Regions from separate parts of the Homo sapiens genome. Here region 2 is linked to region 1. Evidence: chromatin loops called from intact Hi-C (ENCODE). Cell type or tissue: endothelial cell of umbilical vein. All regions are shown on one strand. Each heading gives the region's core, and the rest is flanking DNA. Links, peaks and the distances in the headings are about the cores only.

The links. Hi-C counts contacts between places; a loop is a spot of excess contacts. Peaks named below come from ENCODE experiments on the same cell type or tissue, not always from the same donor. Only the 100,000 strongest peaks of a DNase experiment are listed, where the experiment ranks them.
Region 2: a loop joins it to region 1, with 2.7 times the contacts of the local background. A loop is called at or near these places in 4 of 110 quality-filtered maps.

What each region holds. Positions count from the first base shown.
Region 1 is chr7:34,085,332-34,090,892 of GRCh38, forward strand. BMPER (BMP binding endothelial regulator) reads left to right here. Exons shown (of 15, transcript NM_001365308.1): 13 at 425-761. Among named protein-coding and RNA genes, the nearest start is that of BMPER, 180 kb to the left of the region's middle. In endothelial cell of umbilical vein, for the core only: a CTCF peak has its summit at 2,990 (motif pointing left); no DNase peak of the experiment used is centred there.
Region 2 is chr7:33,761,761-33,767,321 of GRCh38, forward strand. No RefSeq gene overlaps it. Among named protein-coding and RNA genes, the nearest start is that of FLJ20712, 39 kb to the left of the region's middle. In endothelial cell of umbilical vein, for the core only: no CTCF peak of the experiment used is centred there; a DNase peak (open chromatin) is centred at 3,231; H3K27ac peaks cover 796 bases.

The sequences.
Region 1 (5,561 bases), core at 1,740-4,239:
TGTAAATAATTGCATTAAAAAACAATCATCTTTTTTTTTCCATTTGCACATTGTAGTAGTCATTAGATAAATGAAGGCATGATTTGGACCAACATGATTACCTTAGGAAAAGGGAAAAATATAAACCCTAGAATAGGATGTCAAGGGATAGTCATCTGTAGGTCAAACCAGGGGTACATAGGATGTTATCAGGACAAACTTTATACGGTTTAAAAATTCTAAGCTCCAACCAGCAAATGACTCAGATAATTTCACACATTATTCACTATAGTGAGATTAAGAGGTAACCAAGAATTTGGACCAACCCTTGGTGCTCCTTATTGGAGGACAGTCAGTCATATGTTCTGTGTAAGGATGTATACATTTGGGAATTATTAGTGCGTTAATGAGTGATTGATTTCCTTTTCCTCTCCTCCTCCTCTAGGTTTGGAAATATCTTGGGATGGAGACAGTTTTGTAGAAGTCATGGCTGCGCCGCATCTCAAGGGCAAGCTCTGTGGTCTTTGTGGCAACTACAATGGACATAAACGTGATGACTTAATTGGTGGAGATGGAAACTTCAAGTTTGATGTGGATGACTTTGCTGAATCTTGGAGGGTGGAGTCCAATGAGTTCTGCAACAGACCTCAGAGAAAGCCAGTGCCTGAACTGTGTCAAGGGACAGTCAAGGTAAAGCTCCGGGCCCATCGAGAATGCCAAAAGCTCAAATCCTGGGAGTTTCAGACCTGCCACTCGACTGTGGACTACGCCACTTTCTACCGGTAAGTACAGTGTTCTGGGGAATGGTTTTGGGTTGCAGACCAATAATAGACTTGACCTTGGAACATGGTGTATGAAATCTCTTGTTGTGCAGGACAAAGGCTCAAAACCCAGGGTAGGCATCTTCTTGCTGTCCAGGAGCTGATCTCATCTTGAGTCAGCCCCATTCTAGGTCCCAAATTGGGAAATTCAAAGAAGTATTTCAGAGCGATGTCCTCCAGGCAATTCCATGCTTTTATAGGTCTGCACGTTTACTGGAAAGCTGGCTACACTGCAGGGTTTTTCCAGGTGTTAGCTTAACTCTAAGATTGAGGAGGGCTTCCCAAATTCTGGCCTAAACCACAGTAGTACAAGGCAGAGCTGGTTCCCCTAAACGGAATCTCAAGTCACTTGGCTGCCTTTGGGTGTTTGAATGAGTCTGGTTATTCTACCTGAGGAAGAGTTTAGGTCTGCCTTATGGTCTAGCCCACATCAAATGTGCACATGGAAAATAAGGAAGCAAAATGAGAATTATTTGGATCTTGGCCAACTGTGAGACTTCACGTCTAGAGTCAGATGACAGTAGAAACAGGGCTTGAGGATGGAGGGAGGAAGGACTCTTATTAAGACTCAGGACTCCATAACCTTTTCTAACTCTTTTTAACCCCCTTCCACGCAAAGCAACTGGTTACAAAGGAGACTTGGATTTGACTTCCGCACTGCAAGGTTGTGTTTCTGAGTTGATGAGTTTGGCCTGGGTGTACTTCCATTTACTACACAATTCCATGGGTTCAAGAGCTATGGCTGCCTATAACTTTAACCACTGTGGGTGTGGGAGGAAACACAAGATGAACACAGCCCAAAAGGCCTTGTTTAAGTGATTTGCCTGTGCCTCTTAAAATTAGAAAACTCCTGTGGTCTGAAGCCACAGAGAGGTTATTTTTACTCTTTAATTACCACCAGTTTATTTCCCCTAGTTCTCATTAAATATGATTTTTTTATTTGATCTTTGGACATAAAAGATAAAGTTCTATAAAGGCGGCTCGAAGTGGGGTGGAAAAAAGACTGTCCCTGTCATCACAAATCCCCGAACATGGCTGTATGTGCCAAACCATTTGGCTCCGAGTCATGGGTTTAGCTCCTTCAAGCCATTTTCCTGTTATAACTTGAATTCTCTGGGTTCCCTTCTTTCTCCTCTCTGTACCACCCCTAGACTGACCTCTTGTCTAGTGAAACTGAGGGATCTTAACGTGAGACTTTGCAGTGAGTTAAACAGCTAGATAGACAAACCTGGCTTTATTTGGAATCTAAAAACCCTCACTTGAAGGTCTGATGGAAAGCAGTAGAATATAGCAATTAAGAACTTTGTGGTGCCCCAGGATTCAAAATCCAGCCCAGCTATGCAACCTAAAACAATGACCTAAGCTCTCTAAACCTCACCTTACTTATCTGTGAAGTGGGGATAATAAAAGAACCTACCTTGAAGAGTCGCCATCCAGATTCAGTAAGATTATGAACATGAATGCATGTGCTTAACACAATGCCTGCACATAGTCAGCGCTCTATAATTGTTGCCATCATTTCTTCCGTGATTAATTCAGTAATGAAGAAGAGTAAGATCTCTTTTGGAAGCTCCTCTATCCTGTTTGCAAATTTGGATTGGACCCTTCTCTGCTTAAAATAGAATGGAAAGGCTGTGCTTCTCCCAGGGCCAAGCAGCCTACACCTTTGATTTTTATCCCATTTCAAAGGGATGTATTGAAAACAAAAATTGGAGAGAAGGTCTGAAGAGATTAGTTTCTTTTTTGAATTTCTATGCTTTTTGCCTTCGGTGATTTATTTAGTGTTATGATTTCTGGACTGCAACAGAAATATGATGAGCGCTTCAACAGAAGTTACGAATGATGACTTGGGCACTTATGAATAAAGAGCATTGGATTCCTTAGGTGGCCAGGCAAATGCTCCCCTTCTGCCCTTAATGATTCTACAGCATCTACAATGGAGGATGCTTAGCTGTGTAAAGGGCTTGATGCCCTGAGTTGGGCAGCTCATGAGAATGTTCTTGGGATCCTTGTGCATGGAGATTTAGAGGCCAGGATGTGGTGGGAAGTAGGCTTGTGCTCTCCTGATCAGTGTCATTGTGTCATGGTAGAGTGCCCTTCCACAGTGGGCCACTTCTTCCTGGAAAGGGCAGAGGAGCTCAGGAAGGAGAGCTGGGCAATTCTGCCTGCCCTGCCCTCTGCTGGTGATCTCACAGTCCAACAGGAGGATGCACCTTCATGAACCTGAAAGGGAGAGTGGCCAGTGTTGGCCAGATCCTGTTTCTCCCCCTTATTTCCAAGTGCATGTGTGGCAGAAGAAGAAAATAAACCAGGTGCAATGTGGAAAGATATTCTCTTCTCAGTGGAGCTCCAGAAAGGACCTAACCTCAGGGTTTGTAGGAGACTTTATGGAGCAATGGACTGAGAATGAGCCGTGGGGAAGGGGACAGCAAGCTGGACTCCAGCCCAGCTCTGCCACTGTTAGCAGTGTGCCCTGGTGGCTAGCTGAGTTCAACATCCTTTATCGAAAGAACTGATACACAGTAACTACCTGGCAGGATTGCTCCTCTGAGGACTGAGGCCAGTGGAGGGTACAGCGCTGGCACACGGTAGTCCTGGCACAGAGCGTGCTGCTGTCCTGTATCTCTTACTTTCTATGGAGAAGCTTGCCCCTGGATTCACCGTTTACCTTTCTGATTGTCCACATTTTCTCCTGATGTCATCACGGAGGACTGATTACATAAACTCCCCCTGATGCATCTGTGGAACAATCTCAAAATCAACTGTTTCTCTTTTGCGACACTTCCTCCAGGTAGTGTAAGTGACGATTGCATTGCAATCGTTTAAAAAACTATTGTTTTTTGTCTCATGAGAATGTCATGTGTTCATTGTACTTGTAAATAATGTTGAAAAAGTAAGGCAAAATCAGCAATCATACATCCCACACATGTAAATTTTTGCTGGTACATTTGATATCATTGGTGGAATTTCTAAAATGAACCCAAAAGTATAGTCAGATCTGTGGCTGTGACACATTTTTTGAGCCCTTACAAGACTCAAAAATTTATTTTATTTTCCCCCCATTCTCCAAAAAATATCTGTATTTTCCTTTAAGGACAAAGAATGAAGTAGCATAACACACCCAAATAACTTTCTGAGCACCACTGTCTTGTAACAGAGGGAAGGGAGAATGCAAATAGAGTATTTTTTCTGAGAAAATATTACCCATTTTGGGTTTCCTTACTCTTACAACAAATCCCACAGGGCAAATTCTATGATAATTATGAGATAATGCTTCTTATAAGGTCAAAATAATAATGACAATGTCTCTGAATTAGGTTTTACTTTTGAGATGTCTATGGTTTATTTTATTTTATTTATTTATTTTTTTGAGACAGAGTCTTGCTCTGTCACCCAGGCTGGAGTGCAGTGGCGCAATCTCGGCTCACTGCAACCTCTGCCCCACAGGTTCGAATGATGCTCCTGCCTCAGCTTCTCAAGTAGCTGGGATTATAGGCGCCCACCACCACACCCGGCTAATTTCTGTATTTTTAGTAGAGATGGGTTTTCACCATGTTGGCCAGGCTGATCTCGAATTCCTGACCTCAGGTGATCTGCCTGCCTCAGCCTCCCAAAGTGCTGGGATTACAGGTGTGAGCCACTGTGCCCACCCTGCAATGTCTATGGTTTATAACTCCTATTTATTTTGGTCTTTTATTCAATTTAACATTTTTAATAGTAAACAGTCCAGTGTGTAAGTACTTGAAAAACTACCACTTTGTAAATGAATGAGAAATTACTTCATAGTAATCAATATTTCTTTATTTTTTTCTGTTTTGGGAATTTTTTTTAAGCTTCACAAATCAATTTGACCCATTTTGGCTAATTTGGCATAAAAATTTGATATATAATTAAGTTCTTTTCAATCAGCATAGCTTGCTTTAATTAACTAACTGAATATGTTTGGGTGCAAAATAATTTAGTTACAAACTGCAGAAAAGTTTTAACCAAATGCATTGATAACACATCTCAAGTCTTAGCTTTGCTAATTGACTTCTCAAATTAGATAACCCTCTTTAATAATTGTTTGCATTATCCTTTATTAGTGCATTATAGAAATTCCTGGGAGCTGGAGAGGCAGTGTACTGTGTACCCACCTGGAAAAATTAACGTGAAGTTGTTTAGATTATATTTGGATTCAAATGTAGGCTACCTCGAAGAGAAAAAGTGTTGGGTGTGTTCTTGCCTTCTTTCTCCTTTTTCATCTCATATTCATCTCTCTTCTCCAGCCTCATATTGCTTCTCCCTTCATGTCCCAGATGCCAACCGAGCAATCCAAGAGGAATAGGCAAACTCGCACCACAAAGGCTCTCTGGAGATCCTTAGCAGCCAGTATCAAACCTACCTTCCCGCTGTGGACTTAGGCCACAGGATAGGACAAGCCCTGGGCAGCCTGGGGCACAACGAGAGGCCAGGAGATGAGCTATGCCTTTGTGGGTCAAACTGGGGAAAGTTTTTTATTCCTTGTGCCTATGAAATACCAGCAATGGGCTTTTTCCCTAACTCGACTCACATCTTGGAAGAAATTGTTGCAAGTAAGTATAACTTGCCCACAAAGCAGAACTCTTAAGTTAGGGCAGGACTGCATTTCAGAGAAGTCAGAAAAATGAATGTGAAGTGCAGTGAAGCCCAGACATTTAGAGACCACAATCATCTCAAGACTGTTTTCCTCTCTGCACTCTCCTTGACGGGGTATCATTCACCAGAGCGAAAACCCTGTTC
Region 2 (5,561 bases), core at 1,881-4,380, 320 kb before region 1:
GGGTCAGAGAGCATGGGCTGATCTGTCATCTGAAACACTGAAACTTCTCCCAGGCGTCTCCTGGGGGATGATGGCTGCCCGCTGTGCTGGAGGCAAATGGGAGGAGGTACAGATGGAGGCCTGTCCCTTGTCCCTTTGTCTGGCAGCTGCTCTCCTCACAGGGTGGTTGCTGCAGGCAGCAGTAGGTGGTCTGCATAAGGGGCTGGGAAACCAGGCTTCCCACAGCCTTGGGGGTTCCCTCCAATTTGTTACCTCTGAATGCTTGGAACATCTGATGTGCCAGAGGTCCAGGAATTTGTGATGAATGTACAATGAAGACATATGCTGTACTCAAACTAGCAAAAGAGGCCAAGGAGGGGAATCTGGAAACTAGTATTTATTGAGACTGATCATGTGCCAGGCATTGTGTTCGATACTTTACATTCATCTCATTTAATCCTCATAACAGTCTTGCAAGTTAGATGTTCTTACTCATGTGAAGAAAATGGGGTTTCAAGAAGCTAAATAACTTGCCTAAGCCCATCAACCTTGAAAATGGAGAAGCCAGGATTTCAGCCCAAGGTAATCTGACCCTAGCAGCTGTTATCTTTCCATTTAATGAGAGAGAGAGAGAGAGAGAGAGAACTTGAAGGCTTGAGGTTCAGAGGAGGTGAGGATGCCTTATGACTTGTGATTTACTGGGCAATTACTAGGCCAGTTTTCACTTTAGCCAACCTTCGTCAAGTAATTTTGAAAGAGCATGTCTTCCTTCTTTTGCTTGGTTCAGAGAAATTTAATAGGCCAGTTTTGACTTTAGCCAACCTTCGTCCAGTAATTTTGAAAGAGCATGTCTTCCTTCTTTTGCTTGGTGCAGAGAAATTTAGAACAAGGGGAAATAATGCATTAATACATGCTGTAAGAAGTTTGCTTCCATCGTTAGGCAAGTGACTTGTGGAGTGAATATTCCCCTTAGAGCTGTAGGGGGCACAGTAAATCCCAAAACAATTGAAGGAATTATAGAAGCAGGATAGTACAGGACATTAGGACGTTGTGCCTGATCAGGGGAACGAAGCAATTTGTTCTCCTCTCAACCAAAGTTTATCATTTCTTCTTAGTAGATGAAAATGGAATGTCACTGCTTTTTTTCTTTTTATAAGTAAGAAAAACAAATCAACATGCTCCCTATTGTTTCCCTGACTTGTGAAAATAAAATCCAAACATATATTTGTGATTTCATACAGCCCGGAAGACCATGAAAGAAACATGAGCCCGAGGAATTTGTCAACCCACTCTCTCTCTGTGGTCTGCAATGCCTGGGTTTTAATTACTAGTAGGAAGGGCGCTTGAATTGGCAAGACTCTTTTAGTATTCATTCATCTTGAGCAAATTGTGACATCCATGGGGTGGGGAGAACCAAGCATTTAAACTACTTTTTGGCATAATTGGCCTTGACCTTCATAATTTCATAATATGCTTAGTGGTATATGCAACAGGCCTGACTTCCAGAGCTTGTCATTTGAAATCAGATGCAATCCACAACATCAGTAATGATACCTTTCTTTATTCAATGCCTGTAAGGCATTTTCAGTGGCATTGTCTCATAGAATCCTTAGAACAACTCTATTAAGGAGATATTTTCATCTTCAGTTTATAGACTAAGGACACCAAACCTTGAAAAGATCACACAGTTTGTCAGGAGCAAAGTCTCAACTCAGACCCAAGCTGCTAAGTCCTATTTGAGTGCTTGTTTACTACATTCTTATTTACCTCTTTGTTCTGTAAATTTGACGTTGGTCTTTCAACTTAGTGATTAGATTTTTTTTTAAAATAGCTTTTCTCTGATATAAAATGAACATGTATTCTTAATAAAAATACAGAAAAATCAGTAAGCGAAATAGAAAGAACTCTGTCCCTTTAAGACAATCACTATCAACATTGTGCTGCGCTTTTCCCCAAGCGTGTTGAATCAGCAACTTTTCATTTTGATCAAGTATAAGTTGTGTGTGTATCTTTCAGTTTTGTTTCCCCAGGAGCATGCAGCACAGTATCTGGAGTCTTAAAGTTGCTCCGAGGAGGTCTGCGGAATGGATGGAGGGAGAGAAGGATGAACACATGCGTCCATAGGCTTGTATGGGGGCACCAAAGAGTTAGAAGAAATTGTCCCTGTCCCTGAAATGCTTGCCATCTAAACATGGGAAGACCAGGCACTTATTTCTGTGGCAAGTTTTTGGAACAACTAACAAAAATATAAGGGAATACTTACACTCGAAGTTAATAATGTGGTGTGTGTCATATGCCAGTGCTGGGATTGAACAGCATAAATCAAGACTAGTCAGGCGAGAGCTCCTGGAAGACACAGTATTTAGTTAAATGTTGAGAGAAACGATGTATGTGGTTGACAGAGAAGTGTATGGCTGTCTCTGGTCTTTTCCAAAATGATAGACTACAGAAAAGTATCTGTGTCATTATTACTTGAAAACTGGAAATTACTTATATTCCAGCAATTTTCCTTTGGTGTTTGCATTTCTGGAGTGAGAGCACAGTTCACCTAGTAGGCCAAGGAAATCTATTCTTTTAGTCTATTTATCGAAAATATAAAAGTGGGGCCAGGCACAGTGGCTCAAGTCTGTAATCTCAGCAGTTTTGGAGGCTGAGGCAGGTGGATCACCTGAGGTCAGGAGTTCGAGACCAGCCTGGCCAACATGGTGAAACCCCATCTCTACTAAAAATACAAAAATTAGCTTGGCGTGGTGGCAGGGGCCTGTAATTCCAACTACTCAGGAGGCTGAGGCAGGAGAATCACTTGAACCTGGGAGGCGGAGGATGCAGTGAGCCAAGATCATGCCATTGCACTCCAGCCTCGGTGACGAGTGAGACTCCATCTCAAAAAAAAAAGAAAACATAAAAGTGGCTTATGTTTCTGAAGAGTGCTACTTTCTAATCACTTGGAGAAATATAAAAGGAAATGAAAGTGGCTGCTTTACTATTGGCTTTGGGAAAAAGAAATACTGCAAGCTAAATAATTTACAGATTAAATATCTGAGTGTTAAGGAAGAGGTCAGCTTTGTTGCTTTTAGAAGAATGATTTACGGTTCTACTTAGCTTTTAAAGTCCTGCTGTGACATTTGGGAACATGCTTTTCCATTGATAAGTAATACCGTAGTGTGATAGATGAGGGAACAATAGCATGAGTTTGGCCAAATCGCTATTCGTAATGTTTGTTTAACAGATGAAGAAGTCAGGTGACATTTTCCATTGGTGTGTTGTGCAATGCTGCAAAACTAACAGCTCCAAGATTTAGCATAGAAAATGAGAAATTCCCAGGGAAACTCTGGGTTGGCAGTTTGGAAAGACCGTCCACCATCAGTTGGATTCCTTCAATTCCTCTTCCTCTGGTTTTCATGATTCAGAGGAAAGAGCATGGACTTTGAAGTCAGATCTGTGTTTAAATCTTAGCTCTATCATTTTCTAGAGGTGGGGCTTTGGAGATGTTACTTAACCTCCACAAGCCTGTTTTCTTATCTTCTAAGTGAAGTTACTAATAGCCATGTCAGAGGATTGTTGAGAGAATGAAAACAGTTACTTGTGTAGAGTGACTAACACAAAACTCGTTGCCTAGTAGTCACTAATATACCCATTCATTCAACAACCATTTGGCATTGTGCTAGAGGCTGGGGAATATGAGAACGATTAAAGCAGTCTGTGTCCTTGTAGATTTAACAGTTTAGTAAGAAAGGGAGATGAAAAATAAAATATATAAAAATATATTTAAAAATATATATTAAAAAATATATAAAAAACAAATATATATAATCATGATAAATGTAGCCAAATGTCATAAAGGGAGTAAAGGCTGAGGTGAAGAATATTTGGGGTAAATGTGAAATGACTTCACATAGGGTAAGACAGGGAATGCCTTTCTGGGCAGATGACTTTAAGCAGAGACCTAAAGCATGAGAAAGAGCCAGCTGTGAAAAAATTTGGGGGTAAAGCATTCTAAGCAAAAGGGATTCATGTGCAGCAGCCTTGAGGCAGGAAATGGCTTGGAATGTTCCAGGAATTGAGCAGATGAATGGTTGCAAAAGGTGAACCACTAGGGATGAACCTGGAGAGCAAAGAAGCGAAGATCTAGAGATGAGGTGGGAGAAATCAGCAGGATGGATCTCGCGTGACCTTGGTAGAGAGTTTGAATTTTATTCTAAGTACCATTTCATCATTGGTTTTCTTCCCTCTCCATCATAATTTCAACAAGTATCTAGCATCAAGAACCTGCTGGCTGTCATCCAGTTTTGCAGAAATTCTAAGGAATACACTCCAAGGATTAGGGAATAAATACCAAGGTGGCAGAAAAGCACATCCTGCTCTGAGGGTAAGGCCCTGGAGCCTGCAGTGAGGGTCTACTTCTTAAGCATTTGTGGCACTAACTCACAACGGGTCCGAGCTGCAGGGGCCTGGAACTCCCCTAGTCTTACCCCCCTGATTTGATAGACAGGGCAAGGGATCTGTATAAAGCATGGTGTTAAGGGAACTAGGAGAAAGATTTAAGTGCTTACTTATTGATAATCTTCTGTTTTCTAGAAAGGTTTCTGGATACTTTCCTGTTAAACTTCTTTAATCTTCATAACTGTCTGTAAGTTAGTCATTGTAGCCAGGCTTTGTGTGTGAGAAAACTGAATAAACTGGCAAAGAAAGTGACCTATTCATGCAAGTGCTTTGAAAAATTATGGTTTTATTCTGTTACATTGAATTTTCGCATGCCCTTACAACCCCAAATTTCCAATTCTTGGTATATTTCCAAAGGAAATTTTTATAAAGGAGTACTAGGAAATACACATATAAGGATGTTCAAGATAGTATTGTTCTTAATAAAGAACTGGAAATAATCCAAATAGCTATCCTCAGGAAAATGGGTGGAGAGCTTATGGTAAAATCACATGACAGAATATTACACAACTGTGAAGTGGAGTGACCTACAGCTACCCACAACAATATGAGTGTCATTCAATAAGATATTAAATGAAAACAAGTCCCACAAGACTTAGAACATTTCACTCTTGTGGGGTTCACAAAAACCCCACAAAACTATAATTTAGGCATACATATACATGTAATCCAACTGTTTAAAGCAAAGGAGTGATAATCATAAACTTCTGGATACTGATTGCTGCTGTGTGGGGAGGTAGGAGGTAGGATAATAGAGGAACATATAGGTAAATAGCAGTTCAAGTTCTTGAGTAGAGCGGTGGGTGTATGGACATTGATGGCACTGTAACTGAATGAATAAATGAATGAGTAATGAATGAATGAAATAAGAATTCAACCTATCTGGACCAATGATGACAATGTATTATGAACTGAAAATAATGAATGATTCAACTCTGCAATTGAAGCCCGTTAAAAGAAAAAAAGAAAAAAATGACTTTTATAGTCTTTGCATTATGCTCTGATGCTTAAGCAGTAAAAATAACTATCTGATAATGTATTAACACAGCTCTGAGCTATTCACTTGGTAGCTTCATTATGTGACAATGGCCACTACTACTCATATACCCATAACCCTACCACAATATTTTGGATTTATA